Linked DNA regions of Mus musculus: all the other regions are linked to region 2. Evidence: chromatin loops called from intact Hi-C (ENCODE). Cell type or tissue: gastrocnemius. All regions are shown on one strand.

Region 1 (8,000 bases), 1.1 Mb before region 2:
CACATTCAGACTTAGGAGAAAATGCCAATTTGTTTTCTATTGTTTTTACTATTTATATTCTTTTCAGCAATGTATATAAGTGTGTGCTCAACTGTATCAATTAAATTCTATATTCCAAGATGGCTTAACAGAATTTTAGTCACACTCTACTTTGTTCAACTTCATCCTCAACTCAATTGTGCCTTCTGCCCCCAACACTCTCCCTCTCAGAGGTATGGTTGCTGAGAGTCTCATTCCAGGAAATCAGTGAGTATTCAGATATCTGAAATCAGAGAGGAGTTTACTATGTCTTTTCTCTGTCAATGATTTATCATTTCTAAATCCAATTATCTATCTATCTATCTATATATTGTTCATTATCATCATTTAGATAGATAGCTATCATTCATCTTCTAATATTATCATCATTCTTATCATCACACTACCATCCATAGATTTATTCATTTAGATATAATTAGACACATACATACTCTTATACACACATGTATGCATATATATGGATACCAAAACCATGGATATATATATATATATATAATTGGTTCAAGACCATCCACATAGAGTTAAATTGCCAGATTTCAATGTTCCTTACATAAAATACCATGGGTTTGTATATCATTTACATGTATCTCTCCACGTGTCATTAAAAAGATCTAATTTGCACATAATACCTACTGCAATGCAAATGCACTATAGATTATAAAAATACTGCATTATTTAGGAAATAGTGACAAGAAGAAAATATCTGTGGGCATGGTGAAGATAGATTTTTCCCATACATTTTATGCATAAATACAGTGAAGTCTATGGATACTGGAGGACCAGCCATATACCCTTAGGGTTCATGTCTTGCTATGCTTCAAATTTTTTTTTATCAGATTTAAGTACAGGAACTCTATGTGTTTTCCAAGTTTCCTATCATTTAGTATCTTTGATGAACAAATGGATTTCACATATTTACTAATCCTCTCAATGGACAGAAAAATCTAAATTAAAGATATTCACTTTTGTATCATTGTGATTTGTATTTTAGAAAATACTTCATTCTTATTATTCATGTGATATTCATGCATGAGTATGTAACACATGACACACATGGTGCATTAGTTAAAGAAAAGCTTTGTGATGTTGGTTATTCTCCTTGAACCTTCCCATGGACTTTGAGATTGAATTCAAAAGTATGGGCTTACAAGGCACGTGCTTTCGCCTATTTAGCCATTTCCCTGTCACTGGATCACTACTTTCTCTTCCTTTGAAGAAAGGTTTTCCTGAATTGAAGATGTGAACATATTCTTGTGTACTTCCATCCATTCCTTCATTAGTTTACTTTACTTTTCCTGTCTATAATGGTAGTATATCTGGAGTTGTTTTTTTTTTTTTTTTAATGTGTAGAATGGCTTAAAATTGATTTTCTTCACCTATCTATCTATCTATCTATCTATCTATCTATCTATCTATCTATCTATCAATCTATCTATCCAATGAACCTGGAACCTTTTGTTGAAAGGTTACCTCATTCTACTATAATAATGAGTTCCCCAAAAATCAAATCATGGGAGACAGGAGAGATGATTTTATAGCAGAGAGCTTAGCTGCTTTGACAGAGAACTTGAATTCAGTTCCCAGCATCCACATTGGCTCACAATGGCAGAATTTCAGCACCAGGAGATGTGGTGCTCTCTTGTGGTCCACTCCAACAACATGTGAATACACACACATGCACACACACACACACACACAAACAAACACACACACTCACACACACACATACTCACACACAGAGAGAAAATAAAATACATCTTTAAAAGAATAAACAAATAAAATGTCCTTACATGTTTGAGGACTTTATTCCTTCCTGCTATCCATTTATCTGTGTGGTTTTTTTTTTTTGTATGTGTGCCAGTACTGTATACCACTACTATAAGTCACACTATGTCATACTAAAGTATAAATTGAATGGAAAGGTGATAGTGGTTATTCTTATATAACTTCATTGTCAATAAAATTTATCTGTAAAGTTTTAGCATTGATAAGACACATGCTACAGACTTTTGACTGATTGTCAGATAATGAAAAAGTCTTCATTCCTCTTTAGTTACGTCACTATCTTGACTAGTTCTCTATTTCATCAAACTATTTTCTGCACTACCACCAATTTTTTCTGTTTACTTTTTCTGCTAGTGTTATGAATTACATGAACTGGTTTAAAAATAATAATTTCAGTTTTAAATTTCTAGAAAAAATCATTTGGACATACATATTGTCTCAGTGGAATACTTCTTTGATTACATACTCTAATTTGTCAATTCTTTGCTTGATTTTTGAGCTCATGACTATGAGAAATATTTTTAAGTTTTTAAATGAAATATTACTAAGTTTACCTTGAATTTATTATTCCAGTTTAAAATTCTCTTTTATAACAACCTCTGATCCTACTATAAAAGTTAATTTAAGCCAAGGTGATGGTGGAAAATGTCTTTAGTTCTAGCTCCTAGGAAATAAAGGCAGGATGATGTATTAGTTTGAGGCGAGCCTGGTCTATAGAATGAGCTCCAAGATGACAGGGTTAAACAGAGAAACCCTGTCTCCAAAAACAAAAACAACCAACCAGACAGACAGACAGACAGACAGACAAAACAACAAACTGCAAAGAAAAATCCCCAATTATTTAAATAGTAATTTACGTTCTTAAAAGATGGCTCATTGATTAAGAGTACTGACTCCTCTTCCTGAGGACCTGGGTATGATTCCCATTACTTATATAATAGCTCGCAATCATCTCTAATTACAGTTTCAGGGTATCTGATGTCCTCTTCTTGCCTCCATTGGGAACAGGAACATATATAGCACACAGTCATACAGTGGGAAAAAACCAACCACCCCCCCAAACATAAAATAATTTGTTAAAAAGTTTAAAAGATTATCTGCAATACATTTGTAGTTTTGCCAGTCAATAACACACAGATGCCAGTGTTTACATATTTGGTAACTTCTTGTCTGATTTGAAACATAACCTTATTTAGAAGTTACTGCTAATCCAGTATGTAATTAATGTCTTATTTAGTTGAACCTTTGGAAAAGTAAATATGATTGGCCCTAAGCAGGATACAGGCATGATGGAATATTTTCTGTAGGTAACTGAACGGAATAAAAGCATGCTCTGCTATGATAAGAGTGGGTCCCATGACTCAGAGTGGGTCCCATGACATTACAACTTGTAGGCTTGAAGGGTAGCTTGGCTACTTCCTGATGGATTCTTTGTGCCACTAAGTGGACTGAAACACACAATTCACTCATTTAAAAAGAAAAAATATTCCCTAATTTCCATTTTTTTGAAACAGCCTACATGCAAAAAACTGTAGGTCATATTAAAATCTACAGCTAACAGATTTAAGAAATATGAGGCCGTTGGGAGGATAAGATACAACTAATGAAACGCAAGGTTAAAAGCTGAAGGAATGATTTCTTCATTTGGTGGTATGTGGGACACTTATCTGGACACTTCCTTATTTTATTAAAATGAGGACATGGTTAAATACAATGCACATTTTAATTTACCCTTTTCTTTAAATTCTCCAGGGAGAAGAGGTATCTCAAAAGATAAAATAATAATAATAATAATAATAATAATAATAATAACAACAACAACAACAATAAAAACCAAGTAAGAGTTGGGCGGTGGTGGCGCACGCCTTTAATCACAGCACTCAGGAGGCAGAGGCAGGAGGATTTCTGAGTTTGAGTCCAACCTGGTCTACAAAGTGAGTTCCAGGACAGCCAGGGCTATACAGAGAAACCCTGTCTTGAAAAACAAAACAAACAAAACAAACAAAACAAACAAACAAAACAAACAAACAAAACAAACAAAACAAAACAAACCACATAAGAGAAAGAAAAGAAAAGGCAAGAGTTAACTAGTATTAGAAATATTGAAGAGTGGCACGTGCAGAATGAAAAGTAGGGCTTCTTTGGGAGCCAGTGCCAATGCCTATGACTTTCTTCTGCCGTGGAGGCTAACCAGTGAACTTGGCGAGAAGCAGAGAAATTGCATTGACTATGTGCAGATTAAGTCACAATCCTGAAACTTAAACAAGAGGTGAAGACTTAAGACATGCCTTCTGTCTCTCCAAAGTCAATGCCCATCAGAGTAAAGCATCCCTAATATCATGTGTGTTTATTTGTTTTTAGGATTTCTACACATCATAATTAATAAAATATATCTTCATAGCTGAAATTGCAAACAGACAAGAAAATCAATGTATTGTAATGACAAAGCATAGAACTGTACAATGTGGCACGGTTAAAACTAAAGTTTAGAAGTAATGACTATTGAAAAAGATCAACTTCTTTGCTTTCTCTTTTCCCCCCAAAACATGAGGAAGAGAAACAAAATATGTTTTTAACAAAACTACAACTTGTAACTTTAAGACAAAAATTATTAGAATTAAAATCTTAATAGACAGAATAAAAAGCTGATTAAATCAAGGGTTTTTTTTTAAATATGTCTGAGAATACTTCTGGAGTAAGATAGAAAGCAAGTGGGATGTATTGTCTGTCAGAAAAGAAGAGATCCTGCAATTGAAGACCATCACTAAACAATTGGAAGAACATATTAAAATCTATTGTGAGAAAAGTCAAATCTATACAAAGCAAGAATAAAGGGTCTCAGGCAGACCTTAAAGCAAGGTAAGTCAAAGGACACTAACAACATTACTTAACTGTAATGAATCAAATGAGGATTGTGTATGAAGAGGCAACATTATCTTTCAAAGAGATTCAAGAACTAAGCAACCAAATCATTAATACCAGCAGGTGTCACTAGAGCAATGCTTAAGGAGTCAACTCCAGGAAGGAGGAAGAGAAATGACTCCAAGAGAAGGCTGAAATACAAGAAGGAAGCATGCATTATTTGTTTGAAGATATGGTTATAAAACAATAAAATAAAGAGATTAAGCATAGGAAGGGCAGCACATATATACATCAACATACTCATATGATCCAGGATCAAGAGGCATTTTTATAATGATCCCAAATCTTAAATTCAGAGAATTGAGTAAGTGACTCATTGACTTTGCAATTTTTATAATAAATATAGTTGATTTTTTCCAGGTTAGCCATTAAAAGCAGCTAACTCAGAGCAATGGTATACATGAATTACATATAATTTATTTTTCAAATGAACAAACAGGTAAATAATAGAAAAATAAATTTCAAAATAAATTGGAAGTATTTGGAAGTATTATGTATAAATTTATAATTGTATTTCTGTTTGTGTGTGTAGGCTAGAATTGTCGAATTGGATATTATAAATGAATGTGGATGTATAAACTACACACTTAATCATAAATACAAAGTAGTATTGGAAGTAAAATAATGGATAAAATACAGAAACTAGAAAAACCAGCAATGGAAATAAGGGGCCACTTGATAGCTTAGTGGGCAGTGTTGCTTCCTGACAAGGTCAAACATTTGGATTATGTCCCAGGACCCACGAGATAGAAGGAGTGAAATGGCTCCTGAAAGTTGACTTGGCCTGCCACACATAGGCTGTGCCATGCATGTGCTGCAGCACACACACACACACACACACACACACAGAGACACAACATGTTAATTTTTAAACTTTCAAGCAAAAGTAATTTTTCTTAGAGTATGATAAAATTGGTTCTAATACAAAGACCACCTTGAGTGTAGTTACTATGTAATCAAATGATACTTATTCTTCCAGACAAATAGTTTACCTTAAGGTTTTAGGTACATAATAAACTAGCATTAGGACATATAAAAACAAATTTAAATATTCAGTAGAAATACACAGAATTGCTTATTTCATTTGTCAAAAGTGAAAACTCATGTAATTTTGAAGGTTTTTAAACTGGTTTTTATTGTGCATGTAATAGTAAAAAGGAAAACATACATATTTGATCAATGAAATAAGGAAGGTTGATGAACAGAAAAATGGATGGTAATTCCAAACTTCCATGACTACACATTACCTATGTTATTCCCTCAACAATAGCAAGAAACGGACATTATTATTTATGCTACTTAAACTAAGAAAATATCAATTGGCTGTCCTGGTTTTCTGAGCTTCCTTTCAGATGTAGTTAATTGGCAGAGCTGTGGTTTGAAACTAGGCTTCTGCATTATTCAGTTTTAAATGTGTGCCATTTTGCATGTCAATCACACACACACACACACACACACACACACACACACACAAACATTTAAACACACCTGTAGAATATATATATTTTCCTGCCATATGACAAACATAAACATGCAAATTTATCAAGCAATACTTAACATATGAAAAAAATGGGCCTTGTACAGACATGTTCTTTAACCACAATGAATAATCAAGTTAATAATAACAGAACTATAAGCTAAAATATCACAAATTTAAGAAATTGCATGTAATTTACAAAACAACCAAGAACTTATATAACTTACACTTACATAAGAGTAAAATTATTGTGAAAATTAATATGTTACTTATCCTAGTTTGCTTCCCTACTGCTTTGGTCTGTAATAAAACACTGCCTGGAAGCAATGTGTGTGGAGAGGACTGGCTTCACTTCCAGGGATACCATGACAAACACTTAAGGCCTGAACTTAGAGGGATAAACTGAAGCAGAGGCTGCTGGATTTGGCCCATTGATTCTTAGGTTGTAGCCTGCTGATTCCTGTTCTAGAATGAAAATTCTTAATCTAGTGCACATTGTTTATTTGAATTTTATCAAAGCCTATTTTAATGATGGCTCTTAAATACCTTAATCTTCCTTTTAGCCCATCACCCACCAGAGGTAGTGGAAAAGAAAGGATACTGGCCAAGTGAACCTGTTTAGAAAGGTTCTTTAGAGCAACTCCCATTTGTGTTGTCTGGAAATCAGCAGTTTGATACACAGGTTTGCTGTCTCAGCTCAATCCACTTGCAAACACTTCAGGGATACACAAGCAGCCTAGTTTAGTAGAATTGGAATAGCAAACACAAGTCAGCAGTGGTGGCACTACCTAGCAGAGACAGCCAGGCCTCAGCCTTCACATGAGTCAGTAGGAGGGACCAGGAGGGATGTTAGGAGAGGTTCTCAGCTGTGCCTCCCTCAGTGAAGTTAATATCAGCAAAGAAAAGAGACCAACAAGGATTACACAACTAACTCTATAAGCAAGTCAAACTCAATCTCCATTACTACCCTTTGAGTCCTTTTTATATGCCCTCGATACATCTCCTGTTCTCCAAGGGCCTTGCCTCAGGATGTATGCATGGCTCATCTGACATCATTCTGTCAATCAACCTTAGTCTGTGGAAGGGGCAAGAAACTGAAGCACAACACCTGATGTTTTGTGTGTGCTTTGCTCTCTATGGAGTCCTGACAAATGGAGCTCAAGTATGCAATATAAGGCAGACCAATACATGTGTGTCATATGTGAAGTATCCTTTCTCATGTGTCCTTTCACATGTTTGTTTTAGCAGAATATCTTCTCTCCTGTGTCTGCTTCAGGCAATCATTCTTTCATGAGTCTGCCTTAGCCTTTCACCTGTGTCCACTTCAGTGAAATGTTCCTTCATGTGTTAGCCCCAGCAAAACACCATCCAACCAACTTTCCAAATATCACTTAAGTTTCCACTTCAATACTGGAGCATTTAAATAACAAGACAGCCTGCTTTTTAGCGGACACTGTTTTAACTGATAAGGCATAGACACTGGGATTCAGAGTTCCTACAATTGCAATGGTTATATCTTCTTCATCTCTGGCATAGCAGAGTTGTTACACAGAAGTCAGGATAATTTATTGACTACTGGATGTGAAGTCTCTGCTGCCAACTTAGAGTTGTCATGTCAGAACTCATTATTTATTAATTATTTTACTTTATAATTATATTGTTGCTCTCTTTCCTTTCATTCCTCTAAACCCTATCATGTAACCCCCATGCAGTGGTCTGAATAAATCACATAGGGGACTAATATCCAATATATATAAAGAACTCAAGAAGGTGGACT
Region 2 (8,000 bases):
CTATGTCTTTCTCTCAGTTCAGGCACACACTTAGTCTCCCTACAAAATGCTTCCCTTCCATCTCCTCCCGGGTGACTTCTATTCATGACCCACATCTTAGTTCAAATGTTAATTCCTCAGAAAAATCTCCCCAAACTTCCTATACCTTTAATGTATATTAAGGTTTCTTTTTACAGATTCGTATTGCACCCTGACTTCTGTAACCTCTGTCTCAAAAATGTAAAGTCCAGGAATGAAAATACAGGATCAATTTTTGCTGATGTTCCAGATCCACCTCACATAGTTCATGATCCATGATAAGATTTTAAGCACACTCCCTCCTACCCTCTGCCTCCAGGTCTAGGGATTAATCTAAAGGTCCTTCCTCATGGTAAGCAAGTACTCTGCCACTGAACTATATACCCCAAGCACTCTTTGTTTGATTGATTATATGTTTGTTTGTTTGTTTGTTTGTTTGTTTTTGAGACAGGGTTTCTCTGTATAACCCTGGTTGTCCTGGAATTCACTCCGTAGACCAGGCCCATCTTGCACTCAGAGAGCTAACTTCCTCTGCCCCCTAAGTGGTAGGATTAAAGGCGTGCACAACTGCCACCACCATATATGCCACCACCACCACCGCCACTGGGCTTTTCTTTTTCCTTTTAATTTGTGTTTTGAGCTTGAGTCTCACAAGTTACACAAGTTTGCCTCGAACTTACTTTGTAATCCAGAAAGGCCTGAATATTCCAATCCTGCCATTTTAGACCTTTAAATACTTGGGATTAAGGTTCTTTACCATTAGGCCTGGCTTCAAAAGTATTTTCAATAAATGTTTGTTGCATACCTAGTATGCCTGTATGCCCAAGCCACTGGCTAGATTTTCAGAGCAGCAATGAATGCAAGAGTGAGGACTTGGAGTCAGAAGCATGAGAAGTAATTAAGAATTCAGTAGAGATATGATCTCTTCCCAAAGAACGATTCCCCTTTTCTAAGGAAAGTGAGCAGGTAAAGCATGATTAACTTTCTATGTGTTCTGACCTCCTCTAGCTTTGCATGTGGGCCTCTGCATGGCAAGGATAGGAGAGCTGAGGAAAAACAGGCTGTCTATCTTTAACGGGAAAAAGATAAAGAGCATTTTTGAAGAGACTTATCCTCTGTTCACATTTCCCATCCCTCTGAATAATGCTTCCAAAATAGGATCATGTCTGGTTTCAAGCCCGGTTCAGTTCCAATGACACTACAACCCATTCATTTGAGAACCTGCCAAATGAACTCTCTTTTTTCTCCTCCCAAATTCCTGCTGGGTATTATTTTGTTGCCACCAAAAGAAAAAAAAAAAAAAAAAAAAAAAAAGCTTTAGTTGAAATGACAACTCCTTGTTGGGAGAGCAGCCAGAGCTTTTCGGCAGGAGGTGATGGCACCATTTGCCCTTATCCAGAAAACAAAACAAAGGCATCAGACTGAGGACTTCTGGGAGAGCCAGGGCTGCGCGGGTGTTTGTTCAGGACTAGGCAATGGTGCAGGACTTCCTAGTCAGACAAGCTTTGCTTTGGCAATGGGCTCTTACTTGAGGCATTTAAAGGCTCCGTGGGGATGACGGGGGCTCAAATTAGAAACATGAAAAGAGGAGGAAAAAGGGTGAGACTTTTACATCATAAAGAGTGGCCTTTCTTACAACAGTGGCCTTGCTTACAGCAGTGGCCTCCCAGGAATTGCTGAAATGGAATCATCTCTTAGGAGGCGTTATTGTGTCCTGTTGGAGAGAAGCAGTTTAATCCAAGGCCCACACCACACAGAAATCTGAAACAAAGGAAAAATACTCATCTGAAATGTGGCCATTGGAGTCTAGTCTGCTTCATGGTTCATTGTGAACGTTTCAGCCTAACTCAGCCCATGGTCCTCAGCGTGTCCTTGATATGTGACAGTATAAACTAAAAGTCCATGTGAGGATTAAATGAGGTACCTGGCACAGGCTACTCCCTCAGTCAATATGAGCTGCTCTTGTTTGCTGCTGCTGCTGCGCTTGCTATAATTATATTGTTGCTGTTGTAACCGGATGTTAACATTGAAATTTCTATTGATACAGCAAGACGTAACCGAAGGGAGATCCCAACATCAAGCCCATAGACACAGAACTTAAAAATGAATTCTAATTAGGTTTATAACTCTGAAAATCCCAGAAAGCATAAAGGAAGATTTTCATTGAGAGAACTATTAACTATTACCATGTTTGGAGTCTCTAGCATCTTAGGACAGACATACAAGTCCTATGACTTCTACCCCAACATTCTGTGAAGGATCTCTTGGAGTGCTACTTAGAGAATTTGGTACCTGTTGTCAGAAAGTGGGAAGAACAGTAGGCCAGGCTTTACCTTTGCCTGCAGCAATGCTAATGGCCTGTGTTAGAAGAGCAGAAAGGGATTGGCAGAGACACCCAGAGGATTCAGGGATCCTGAAACACTGCTTGTGTTTTCCATGGACAAAAGGAAAGGACAGCATCCAAGCTTTTTGAATCTTCCCTAAGAGCCTCTAAAATGAAACAACCAACCAGAAAACCAGTAACAAAGGTGGATCTGCATCAACCAGCCAAAGAGAAATCACAATGTCCCTAGTCTGAAGAGAAATCTTTAACACTGGGCATCACAGCAGAGACACTTACCCATGACAAAGGGGCTCCTTAAAAAAAAAAAAAAAAAAACTGTTGGAACTGGAAAGGGCAGAGTCAAACAAAGTCTGACCATCGCCGTCCTTAGTTTTCTCTTCTGTTTTGATCATGGAGGTAGAAGAGTAAGAGGTTAGAATTCCAGTGAAGGTCAGCGGTGCCCACTCTCAAGGCCACCACTGAGAGGGGCAAGGGCATTTGACTTGTCAGGTTATATATAGCAGATAGACTGTATAGCTGTACTTGAAAGCATGTTAGCAGTGCAAAATGATAGCCAAGTAGATGTGATCTTAAGTGATTTGTGACTGACCACATTAAATACTTTAAAAGAAGTATGGAAACCAGTACACACACACACACACTCACACACACACACACACACACACACACACACACACACACATGCACGCACGCATGCACGCGCACACACTCACATTTACCGACTTCTTTCAGTTTCTACTGTCAATGGAAATCCTAATTGTGACAGTACTTGCCACATTTGTAACTTATCTGCCATGCCAACATGGACAGCCATCCAAACTGTGGCAATTCTCAACCTAAGCGTCAGACTTAAACTAAGAGGATATGCTATTTGAATGCCTAGCAATATCCAAGCCTGCCCCCTGCTTAATATGCTAAAGCTATCGAACTAGCTAGGTAAAACTCCATCCCGGAGACTGTAGGGCATTATGGAGTGGGTTTTCATAAAATGTGTATCTGTGCTTTGTGCCATGTGTATGCACAATTGGGAAACAGAAATAGAAACAGCATGGTAGAGCCCCTGAAAAAGAAGACCTACTTTGTAGGTTTACAAGGTAGACACACAAATGATCCTCTCCTCGAAGCCATCTTGGCAGCGTCTCAGTGTAGGCACAGGCAGTAGGGCAGCTACAACAGAATGGCTTTTCTGAATTTGAATTCAGCTCCCGTTTTCTAGTTTGGAAACTTTGATCAGTTATTTACCTCTCTAATATGCTATTTTCTCAGCTTTGAAATGTTAATAATAATAGTTCTTATGCTTTATTATTATTATCTAGAGGGTTCACAGAAGAGTATCCATGACAAGTGTGTCAAAGGTGTCATCAAATCCATTCCCTTTGACTCTTCTTGGCTTCCATCCAGCATTTCTCATTTCTGAAGCAAATATGAATCACTAAGTCTCTTCTTGACACCTGCTTGGTGCTATAACAATAAGGAACTTCTCTGAAACTGCTTTCTTTCTGCCCATTGAGGAGATCAGGCATGGACTGAGCACAATTCTACACCTACTGAATCCAACTACTTCAAATAAAATTACTGGCAAGTCATTTCACTTCCCCAATGTTAGTAAAACGCAGACTCTAATTTCTCATCCAAGTGTTCTGAAAATCAAATGAGAGACGCTCATACCTATGACTGCCTATGATCCCATCATGCAAAAACAGCACTTGTTGCTGTCTTTTATAGGCTTAGAGTAATCAAGCATAACCTAGAAGAAGGCACCTGTCTTCCAGAGAAAGAAGTTTTCTTCTGAGGAAGGTCAAACTCTCTGTGGGCACTGCCCAGCAGCTAACTGCTGGCTAATGTTTTGGCCAGAGGCAGGAACCAGTCAACATCTGCTCCTAATATTCATTTCTGCCACTTGAGACAAGGTAAGGGTGCAACTAGTCAAAGGCTGAGAGCTACATCATGTGTGAGCTCCTGCTGCCCTCTAGTGTCTACTTAAGATGTTTGCTCCCAGGATGCTTTTTCCCAGAAAAAAACTGTGGTTACAGAGTGCAGCTTGCTGGGCACTAAAGAGGAGCAGAGAAAAAGAGAGAGAGAGAGAGAGAGAGAGAGAGAGAGAGAGAGAGAGAGAGAGAGAGAGAGAGAGAGAGAGAGAGAGAGAGAGAGAGATCTTTGGCTCAAGGGAGCGTGAGTAAAAATTACTGCAACAATAACAGTTCAAAATAGCATTTCCTTAGAGACCCATACAGTACCACATTTGGAGATATACAACCATAGGGTAAGAAAAAAGTAACAGTCTGCTCCATCACTTATAGTTTTCAAGCTAGGCATCTGTGAATATATGCTGAGAAGGAAAACACAGGGGATAAGACTAGATTAGGGATTCCGAATGGATTAAATATAAGAAGGAAAGAAACTCTCAGATAGCAGGGCAGACGATGTGCTAAAAAGCTGTTTTCAGATTACTCAGAGCTAAGGCAGTTGATCAGGGCTTTCATTCTCTACTGCCAGACTACTATCCATGAAATTGAATTCAAGTAGAAGAGCACCTTTGTCTACTCAGTATAAAAGGTGGCTTACATCAGTGACAAGGAAAACTACACAGTATCCCAGGACAGTGCTGATGCCAGTGGGGGTTAAAAGTAAACTTAGGAGACATCCACAGACCTTCCAGCTGCTATAACACAGTGATGATGAGGAAAGACTCCCGGAGACCTGCCCTCCCCCACATAGCACGAGTAGGCCATAGACACAAAGAGGCTTACCTATCACCATGGCATATGGTGTGGGAGAGGAAAGGCATCAATAGACCTTCCTGCTACCATGCCACATGGGTGGGCTATAGATAACTAGAGGCCTGCTTGCCAACACACCAATTGGCATAAACAGAGGGGTTAATCCAGAGGTCTACTAGCCATGTGGCTGCCTGCAGCTGGAGCCACCTGCAATGTGCAAGATTGACAGATGGGAGAGAAAGAGAAGCAGGACAGTATAAGCATTATGAAGAGAGATGGGACTGGAGAGGTGACAGAGAGGAGGAATAGCTGGTTGTGAGTAGCCAGCCCTGCTGCCTGGGGCCACGATGAAGTCTCACCACTGGATGCTGTTGCCACTGAGATTCATAATTATACAGCAGCAGGGGATGTTGTTGCTGTCAGTGGTTCATGTTACCACTAGAAACTTGGTTGGGAATAACCCTGGTCTGGGATCATGTGGCTATCCAGAGGCTATGCAGAACTGAGCCTGCCACTCACTGGTTGTGGCACTCTGGAGAGCTGGCCCCACTTCTCACAGGAGGCAGCACTTGAGAGAATAGACCTGTGCCTTGCCTGGGCAGTACAATGGAGCTTTCTCTAGTGGCAAAGACAAGGGTGAGCCAGCCCCAAAGGCATAGGTATTGGAGAGATGACCCTACACACACACACACACACACACACACACACACACACACATATGCCCTGATGTGGGTGCAGGGGGATGCTCTCCACCCCCTTGCCTCTCACCGCCTACACCTAAGGCAGTCAGGAGAGTTGAGCCCAGGGTCCTAAGAGTGGGTGAGCTGGCGCTACTCCTTGCAGTAGAAGCACTCAGGATAGCGGGCCCTGCACCTCCCGTGAGGAGCACAGGAGAAATGGTCCTGGTGACATAGCTCTGTGGACATGAGCACAGAAGGGCCGGCCTCATCACTTGTCTGCCATGAGGTGAAGTGGGTAGTATGGGGGTGATGTCCCTTCTTCCCACTCCACCTGTGATAGTGGGAGAACGGGCCCCAAATCCAGGAGAGCAGTAGAGCTGGCCCTGTCCCTCATCTCGCAGCTGCAGCACTTAGGAGAGTAGGCCCTTCACCTTGCCTATGCACACATTGGAGCTGGCTGTGGAGGTGAGCTTGTGAGTAAGCCAGCCCAGAGGGCATGAGAGCAGGAGGGCTGACCCTGCCTCCTGCCAATGGCAGCACTGGGTGACCTTAGCAGAAGCAGTGCTGGAGAGCACATCCTGGTATGCACATAAGGGGGAGCTGCAGAGGTGATCAGCTCAGCTACTACCCAGGCTCAGATTCAGGGCTTTGGGTTTGCACATCCCAAAATCTACATCATCTGTGAACTGTGGAGGTATGAGAACATGAGAACGGGCTGGCCCTGCTGATCTAAAGATGCAAGACCTCCATGACACGGGGCAACAATAGGATAACCAGGAAGAGGTCCAGTGATGATCCAACATTGATGTCACAGAAGCCAAAGATCTTGAACCAGACCAATGACTCGTTGCAATGAGTGAAGATGTGTGGATAGAGGGATATATTGTGGTATACAGTGTAACACACTGCAGCTTACATGAAGAGATGTTTTCTATGGTTTGTTTGATTTTGTTTGTTTTTGTTTTGGTAGGGAAGAGGTTTCGAGGGTGGAGGGTAGATATGAGGGGACAGGGAGATGAGTGTGACTAGGGTGCATGATGGAAAACTCACAAAGAATCAATAAAAAGTTTATTAAAGGTGACTTACAAGCCAGGCGTGGTGGCGCACATCTTTAATCCCAGCACTTGGGAGGCAGAGGCAGGCGGATTTCTGAGTTCGAGGCCAGTCTGGTCTACAAAGTGAGTTCCAGGACAGCCAGGGCTATACAGAGAAACCCTGTCTTGAAAAAAAACCATTAAAAAAAGTGACTTATAGGCTAGTTACAGGCCTCTATGTGACCATGAAGAAGGCAAACCAATAGAAATGTATGTGTTTTTATGCATAAAGTAAGTGTAAGGTGAACGAAAATACAATTGTTAAAATCTAATATATTGAATTTCCACACAAAGTGCTTGCTGTTCATTCAAGATAAATCAGTTCTTAGGGTGTGTGTGTGTGCATGTGTGTTTGTGTGTGTGTGTATGTGTGTGTGTGTGTGTGTGTGTGAGAGAGAGAGAGAGAGAGAGAGAGAGAGAGAGAGAGAGAGAGAGAGAGAGAGAGAGAGCCTGAGTGTATGTATGCATGTGCACCACACCTTCTCTCTGGAGTCTCCTACACTGCCCTCAAAACACAATCCTCAGGACTCAAAGACTAGTCATTCCCCAGTACCCTCTCTTTCCTTCCAGTAACTCAGAGGGTTGGCAGACCAGAGGGATGTCTTAGTGTCAAGGGTAAACAGATCTTGGGGATGCTAGCTTCCTGGATTGGATATACCATTCTGCTGTAACAAGGCTTGGAGGTGGAAAGCATGTCACCAGGCACACCAGCTACCCTCAACCCAAGAAGAGGAAGCTGGGGTCAAACACCACCATCCCCTTTGCTGGAGTCAGAGGAATGCTTGGGTTAGAGGAACAATGGGAAACAACTGCCACTCCTTTGCCACTTTTAGAGTAGAACCATAGCCTTTCACAATTTTCTGCTCTTCAAAATATTAACTCTACCTATGTTACAAGGTCATATTTAGACATACTTGTGAGGATTTTAGATTTATTTATTTTTATTTATATGAGTACACTGCAGCTGTCTTCAGACATATACCAGAAGAGGGCATCGGATACCATTGCAGATGGTTGTGAGCCACCATGTGGTTGCTGGGAATTGAACTCAGGACCTCTGGAAGAGCAGTCAATGCTCTTAACCGCTGAGCCACCTCTCCAGCCCAATGATGAAGATTTTTATAAAGTTTTCCAGAGTGCACTA
Region 3 (8,000 bases), 1.1 Mb before region 2:
GGAAAATTCAAAATAAATAAGGATTTAAGTGAATGTAGAAATTGGTGGAAATAAAACCCTCAGATTTCAAACAGGTGAATGATAAGGAGCAAAAGAGCTTTGTGCAATAAAAGGACAGCTAATAGTCACAGTTAGCTTTAAAAAGTGTGAGTCACTGTTTCAGTAAGGATCATTTTGAAAGAGCTTCCTGTCCCAAACTTATTGATGCAGATAACCTCAAGATTGCTGGCAGGCCACAAGGAGGGAGCACCAGTCAGCCTGCGGGGAAGAAGCAAAGGAGACAAAGAAAATGGAAGAACCGTGTCTGGAACATAATGTTGGGAGTACTCACTGCTACATGAAACTGATTAGAATCAAATAATCCTAAGTCCATGATGTTTTTGAAGCAGCAATATTGCCAAAACCCCTCCATCCTCATCCAAAAGCCCGCAAGTGCTTGGCAAACCTTGAAACAACCTTTGGCCTGGAAATGGGCTGCAATGCCTGGGTAGCTCCCAAGAAGGGCATTTCTCAACAGCCACTTCAAATGGGACCAAGAGTTTAATGGGCAGAAAAGAATCTCCTAGCTGGGAGCCCAAAGCCACAGAGAATGATGCTTGTGGAAGCCTTGCTCCAAGAACTGAATTAGAGTCTATCAACAAATTTTCTCATGTCATAGAGGGGTTTACAATGTTCCAGGGAACTTTCAACGTTACTAATGGTCCAGGACCAGATATGTGTCCCACCTTTATTTCCTTTCTGAATAGATACTCAGAAGATGGACATGCATTCAACGGTATCTTTGGCCTTGTGATGGATGAGATGATTTGGTGTGGCTTTGGCTTACTTCCTTTGGAATGAATCTGAAATAATACTGTGTAGTGATCAATAATCAGATGAACACCACGTAATCAGGGCTGAATCAGGCCTGGAGATGTAGCTCAGTTGTTAGAGTACTTGCTTGGCATTCAGGGAGCCCTTGGTTTGCTCCCCAGCACTGCCTAACATGGGATGTTGTTGACTCATGCATGTAATCCTAGTACTCAGGAGGTAGAATTGGGCAAAGCAGCACTTCAGGGCCGTATTTGATTACAGAATGAATTCACAATCAGTCTGGCTACATAAGAACATGCCTCAACAAAAAGAAGGAAGTTTAATTCTAAGTACTTCCCAAAGCAGAGACAATGTAGTACATTTTCTTAACACAGTTTCTTTTCATTTTGAAGATGCAACTAAGCTGTCTTTCTCAACTTTCATTGCAATTGATTGACAGTATGTAAGGAACATGAGAAGTTATGAATGCTACTTCAAAGCTTAGCCTCTAAATCTTTCAAGTTAACCTTTATACACTCCCCTTTCCATTGTCTGGCGTTAAATGCAATGACTCCAGAGAAGGGTTCTAAGACTAAGAAGTTGTACCATTACATAGAAGAAGCAACAGTCCTTGTCTGATAACTTACAACACTCCTCCCTTGTTGACAACCTCCAGAAATGATGACATGAAAGAATAGTGGACCTATACTGAGTTGCGACAGTTAGACAGAAAGTTGTTTGTTATAAGGTTTGAACATTTCTTTTTGGTAACACTACATGTTACCTTCCCACTCAGCTACCAACAGGAGACTTGGAGTGATAGTTTGAAGATCTGTAAAATGAATCCTTTCCATGTCATAGATTGAGGAGACTATATCTGGATTGTGTTAGAGAATCCATCGTTTACTGTAGAATGAAAGTTGACATCAGCAAATATTGTCAAGGAAAAGAAGAAGTTGCTATTGCCATTGATTTAGTACCTGAAGGTAAGGGAAAATTTACCTTACCATGGCTACATTTCTTTTAGAATGAGGAATTACTGATTTATTTTTGGCATAACTTATGTGGGTCAAGTAATATGCAAAAATAAGTAGTCTTTAGGCCCTGTTCAGAAAGTTTTCCTGAAGGAAGAAAATACCTTAACTCAAAGACTTGTAGTACAATCATGCATGGATGTCCAAAGAATGAAAGCAATTCTCCAGAGAGCTCTCAAAATAGAGCTAGAGAAGGCTAGAGTCAAGGAAATTGCACAGGAAGGATGTACAACACAGCTCTTTAGGGAGTGCAGGAAAGTCCAGAGAGTGAGGGAGCAAGCAAGCAGCAAGCAAGCAAGCAAGCAAGCAAGCAAGCAAGCAAGCAAGCAAGCAAGCATCAAGCATCAAGCAAGCAAGCAAGCAAGCAAGCAAGCAAGCAAGCAAGCAAGCATCAAGCATCAAGCAAGCAAGCAAGCAAACAAGCAAGCAAGCAAGCAAGCAAGCAAGCAAGCAAGCAAGCAAGCAAGCAAGCAAGCAAGAGGTAGACAGAGGTGCAAAAATAATGGATAGGAATGACTCAGTCTTATGCTTGATATCTAGGGAATAAGAATTCAGCCATAAATGAATAAGAAATACCCTATCTTTTGCTCTACAACCTTTAACCAAGAAGTACTTAATATAGAAACAAGTTTATGGAAGGTTTAGTATACTACATAGAGTAGGTGAGATTATTCTGTAATGGAAAGTCATTAAAATTGACTTAATACAACTTTAGTTCTTATTCATATTATAGTATACCATGGCTTGGATATATAATTAACCAGATTTTATGCAAGTACAGAGGCTAATAATGCTCTATCTTCATTCATAGTTTCAAAGACCATTTTACATAAGAATCCATAAGATAATTGCATTAAAACTGTCCTGGAGACTTCAGTTTTTTTTTTTTATCTTTAAAGTGCAAAAATAATCTTTAAAATATCAAAATAAATACTATATCAGTATGTTGCAAATTGTATCACCAGAAATCTATGTATATAAGTGTGTCTTTCAGTAAAATTCTTCAGTTTTCTTTTAACATGTATCATAGAGCAAATGCCTTGCAAACCCCAGAAAATAAGCAAGTTAGAAAATCATAACATGCTTGCTTTTGTCACTGTCTTCTGAGAATACATGGATGCCTGCACTAGGTTCTCCTGGTTGAAAGGCATCCTTTTTACATCTTTTTTTAAAATTAGATATTTTCTTCATTTTCATTTCAAATGCTATCCCCTTTCTAGTTTCCTCTCTGAAAAAGTTTTCATTTTGAGAGTTGAAATCTCAAGTGTTTTCCTGCTCAAAGGGAAAATGCCCAGTAGAGGGAGCCAACCACCATTAAGAGCATCTTCCTTACATTGGAGAATTAAGTCTCCATGGTCTATACCCAAAACACTGGAGCAGAGTAGATAGCTTCATTGGTGGTTTGGGAGCTGGGGAAGTTGGCGATTGTTGTGTTCCTAACCTGAGCAAACAATCATGATTGGGCACTGTGTCCTTTCGTCTTTAGAACGGAGATAACCTTTAACTTTCTTTCTCTATCGTTGTCTAGTGGTTTCCCATTTTTAAATCTAATAGTAAAGTAGCCGACCCTCATGAAAAAGGACTCTCTTAGGATTCAACCACTGTTTCCTTCAGCTCTAAGGAGACACATAACTCTTCACCAAGGGAAAAGAGATCAAAGTGTTTGCTATCAACAAAACTATTCTTCCCTCCCTCTATGGACAGAAGAATAAATCACAATTAAAGGAGCCGAGAACCTTTAAAAGTGCAGACTTCTTTACTTAAAGGAACATACAACTCCTCAAATGTAGATATAAATAAAACACACTTGACAAGTAGAAGGAAACTATAAATAAACTGAGTAGATGCAAACAATAGAAAGAAATTCCGTTGACTTATAGCTTTCTGATGAATTGCTTGATTTGGTAGATCATTTCTCTTGCCAAGTTTCTACTCTACTATCTTTTCAATGACTGAGAAGATGTCTAGTTTTCATGTTCGAAGTTCGAAGAAAATAGTTCACATGCAAATCTAGGGGCATCACAGCACAAAAGTGTACCTCAAAAGAAAACTAGGTTTGGGGGAGAAAAAGAAAGACTACCTCTCTATTGTCTTTGACCTCACAGTAGGATAAATGACAGTTTTGTAGTACATCAAGCATACTGAAGCCCCAGTTCTGTCCTCTTCCAGTTACATGAATTTGGAGTTGTCACTAATCCACATTTGCCTATGTACTTTTTTTCCTTGAAAAAAAAAAAGAGCTAGAGAGATAGCTCATTTAAAGTGCTTGCCTTGCAAGGATGAGGGACTGAGTTTGAGTCTCAGAACTTACACGGAATAAGATACTGGGTGCAACTGAAGAAAGCTGGGAGTGATGCAGGTGGCCATCTAGCTCCAACAGATCAGGCCTAAAAACGTACATGCAAGAAACATACAGACAAAGTTTGTTATATTTAGGTATGTGTGTGTGTATAGGGAAATACATGCATATATGTCCCTATACATCTATATTGGAGGAAGGGAAAGGAAAGAAGGGATGCTGTAATTATAATTTTTTAAAATGCCTGGTATGGTGGTTTAAGTTTTTAACCCAAGCTATAGGAATATAGAAACAGTCAGATTATTGGGGCTTCTGGCCAGCCAGACTATTTTATTTGATGATATCAGGTGAATGAGAGAACCTGCTCAAAAATAATTAAGTAAATAAGCCAATGAACAATGTCTGATGATGTCTTTTGGCCTCTACCTACGGACATAGGCAAACATACTAACATACTCATAGAGAAAGAAAAAAGAGTAAAATATTTCTGTGTTAGTATGCAAGGGAGCTGGCAGGGTGGGAAGCAGCTGATGGCACAGTGACAACTATCAATGGTAAGTATTTCCCATATCTGACACTCTTGTAAATAACTTCAGACTAACACTATAACACAATATTGTCCCCAGTCCTCTAATGCAGCACTATCATCTTCATTTGACTGGACATATAACCAAGAGCTAGCAAGTTGATCAGAGCTCAGGCTTTAAAACTAAATGTTTGATTTTAAAAAATAATACTTCCCCACCTGGGGATCAATCCCATATACAACCACTAAACCCAGACACTATTGCATATGCCAACAAGATTTTGCTGACAGGACCCTGATATAGCTCTCTCTTGTGAGGCTATGCCAGTGCCTGGCAAATACAGAAGTGGATGTTCACAGTCATCTATTGGATGGAACACAGGGCCCCTAAAGAAGGAGCTAGAGAAAGTACCCAAGGAGCTAAAGGGGTTGGCAACCCTATAGGAGGATCAACAATGTGAACTAACCAGTACCCCACAGAATTGTGTCTCTAGTTGCATATGTAACAGAGGATGGCCTAGTCGGCCATCAATGGGAGGAGAGGTCCTTGGTCTTACAAAGATCATATGCCCCAATACAGGGGAATGCCAGGGCCAGGAAGCGGGAGTGGGTGGGTAGAGGAGCACAGTGGGGGCGGGGGGGGGGCGGGTATAGGGGACTTTGGGGATAACATTTGAAATGTAAATGAAGAAAATATCTAATTAAAAAACAACAAAAACAACAACAAAAAATAAAACAGTTTGGCCAAGGGAAATAAATGTTTTCTTGATCTTGTGTCTCCTCCCTGTCTCTTCAGCCCTGATAGGCTACATGACCCCTGCTGACTACCAGACAGCGAAAGGACAGTTCCTTCAGCTGGGTGCTGTGGCCTTAGCAACCCCTGTATAAAAGCCAAAAGCTTGCTTTCTTAATCAGACGCTCCGTTTGTCTCCCACAGTGTATGCACTAGCCCCAGACACCCACTAGATGGTGATGAGATTCTAGCTTTCATTTGATTTAGCTTTTGCCATGTGAAAAACAAAAACAAAAAAAAAACAACCAAAAAAATACTTTCTATGTCCACAGACATAAATCTGCACATAAATCCTAGATTTGGGAAATCATATACTTGTATAAATTCTTCTTAAACTTTCACCGTGGACTCTGGAGCCTTGGTTACCTTCCTTAAATTCCCCAGCAAATGCCCTTCTACAGACAAGATCCTCTTTGCTCTGGTGTGAGTTGGAAATGGTTAGTATGCTTTGGAGATATATAGTTGTGCTTTCAGAAGCCCGCCATCCTACCTGGCTTTTGCTCCTTGTTCTTTCAAAGAGGACAGTGAATTCAGAGTAGATTCCCACAGCTGCTGACAGAGCACACAGTATTTCAGTTGATTTGTTGATTCCTGATACCAACTATTGTCTATCATGCATGCCTATATGTATCCATTTGGTTAAGACATAAGACATAATGATGATGTCAACAGTGAACTTTGTATAGACTCTTCTATTTTGCCAAGTATGACCTTTGCTTCATATTCCGGATAGCTCAGTAACAGAGAACAGGTTATGTATTCCATTTTTTAGAAGAAAACAGAGCCTCCAGAAATCAAATGAAACACTATGAGTCCACAAGCTTCTCATTTAACATGTCAAATCTTAGAGACAGACACACTTGGGCACACACCTGAAATCTCAAGTACTGCAGAAGCTGATGCTGGATGATTGACTGCAAGGCTTAGAACAGACGGAACAAATTGGTAAGATCCGGTCTCAAAACAAACAACATAGAAACAAACAAACAAACAAACAAAGTTAGAGCTTCAGCTTCATCCTTCTGATTTCTAGTATCAAGTCATTGTCTATTTCTACAAGAGACATAGTGGTATTAACAGAAAATCTCATTCTATTTCTCCTTTTTCAAAGCTTCTGAATTTCATCTTTCTCCAAAGTCCAGAGATCGAGCATAGAAAACAAACCTGTCTCTTCCCTCTCTCTACCCGCAATCCTGGGCCCAGCCCGGCAGTAAATGCTGTGAGAGGAAGAAGAGTACATACTCTATTTCATGGTCCTACAGGATACTCAAGCTTGGAAGGAAGAACCATGATTGTCTCATCTAACCATCACTTTTACATCTAAGAAACCCAAGCCAGGAAAGAGTGGAAATATTCTTATAGATGACGCCATGGGGTAGTGTGAGGTGACCTACTTTTCTTTAATGTGACCTACACCTTGATGTCATTTAGTTTGGAAACAGTGCCCACTTCAATTGCATTCTCTCTAAAATACCATCTAGTTTATTTTTTTTATCAAAAAGGCTACCCCTCTGCATACATACATGTTAACTATTTTAGCATCTTCCAGTTCAGTGCTGTAAAATCTCACCAAACTAAAAATCATTATGCATAACTTCACTTCGTTTCTGAAAATTTTTAGTTTCCTATACTTATTTGTCTTGTTTGATTTGAGACAGAGGCTCCTGAAGTCCAGTCCATCTTTGAATTTTAGGTATCCTAAATCCTGGTTGTCCTGCCTCCATGTTCCTGGTGTTGGGATTACAGATGTGTACTGCCACACTAGGTAGATTCTGTGCAAGAGACTAAACCATGGTCTTATGAATGCTTGACAAACACTCTCCAAACTAAACTATCTTCTCAGCCCCATCTATCATCTTTCATTGCAGTAACAGCAATGTGTTACAGTTACCTTCCTCCTTGCCTGATTCCCCATGACACAGAATGCCCCTCGGGAAAAGAATTAAATCTTAAGCATCTTTGTAACTCTAGATCCTGTTATTATCTTTAGCAAATGGTAGGTGATGGATAATAAGTTGCTAAGAATTATAGTGCTTAGAATTAGTGTGGTACATCAAGACCAAACTGGAAGGGTATTGTCAAAAATTAAAGTAGATGACATAGAAAAGCCACATGTTGATAGCTGTTTACAGTTTAAAATCTATCCAAGTATATAAAGTGTCCCAAATCTTTCCTAACTCTGCCCCTCAAGACCCCTCCGGTCAGGGGAAGGCAGAGATGAACTAAGGACTCAGCTGTACAACTTCTACTAATTTAGTAGATATTTACTAAGTGTTCTCCAAAGTGGAGCTGGAAAGAATTTGAGAAGAGAACCTGGAGGAAGACCCAATGAATGAAAAGACAACTTTTCTCAGTTACAAAGGGCTTCATTATGAAAGATGGCATATGCCATGCTTAGGAGTTAGGATAAAGAAGTCTGCCCAGTCTCCTGGATTCCTGGACATAGACCTTCATCTCTTTTGGAGGTAAAAGAGAATTTACAGTCTTCTAGTTGGGTTTTTGTTTTATAGGGGAAGACATTAAGGCACAGAGAGAAGAAATTCCCCAGAGAGTAAG

The links. Hi-C counts contacts between places; a loop is a spot of excess contacts. Peaks named below come from ENCODE experiments on the same cell type or tissue, not always from the same donor. Only the 100,000 strongest peaks of a DNase experiment are listed, where the experiment ranks them.
Region 1: a loop joins it to region 2, with 7 times the contacts of the local background. A loop is called at or near these places in 31 of 42 quality-filtered maps.
Region 3: a loop joins it to region 2, with 4 times the contacts of the local background. A loop is called at or near these places in 31 of 42 quality-filtered maps.

Annotation. Positions count from the first base shown.
Region 1 is chr4:64,517,267-64,525,266 of GRCm38, forward strand. No RefSeq gene overlaps it. Among named protein-coding and RNA genes, the nearest start is that of Gm23950, 77 kb to the left of the region's middle. In gastrocnemius, a CTCF peak has its summit at 4,804 (motif pointing right); no DNase peak of the experiment used is centred here.
Region 2 is chr4:65,585,705-65,593,704 of GRCm38, forward strand. The region is part of intron 16 of Astn2 (astrotactin 2); the gene reads right to left. Among named protein-coding and RNA genes, the nearest start is that of Trim32, 15 kb to the right of the region's middle. In gastrocnemius, a CTCF peak has its summit at 4,325 (motif pointing left); DNase peaks (open chromatin) are centred at 1,423 and 4,302; H3K27ac peaks cover 423 bases.
Region 3 is chr4:64,527,638-64,535,637 of GRCm38, forward strand. No RefSeq gene overlaps it. Among named protein-coding and RNA genes, the nearest start is that of Gm23950, 87 kb to the left of the region's middle. In gastrocnemius, CTCF peaks have their summits at 3,096 (motif pointing right) and 5,614; DNase peaks (open chromatin) are centred at 3,161 and 5,570.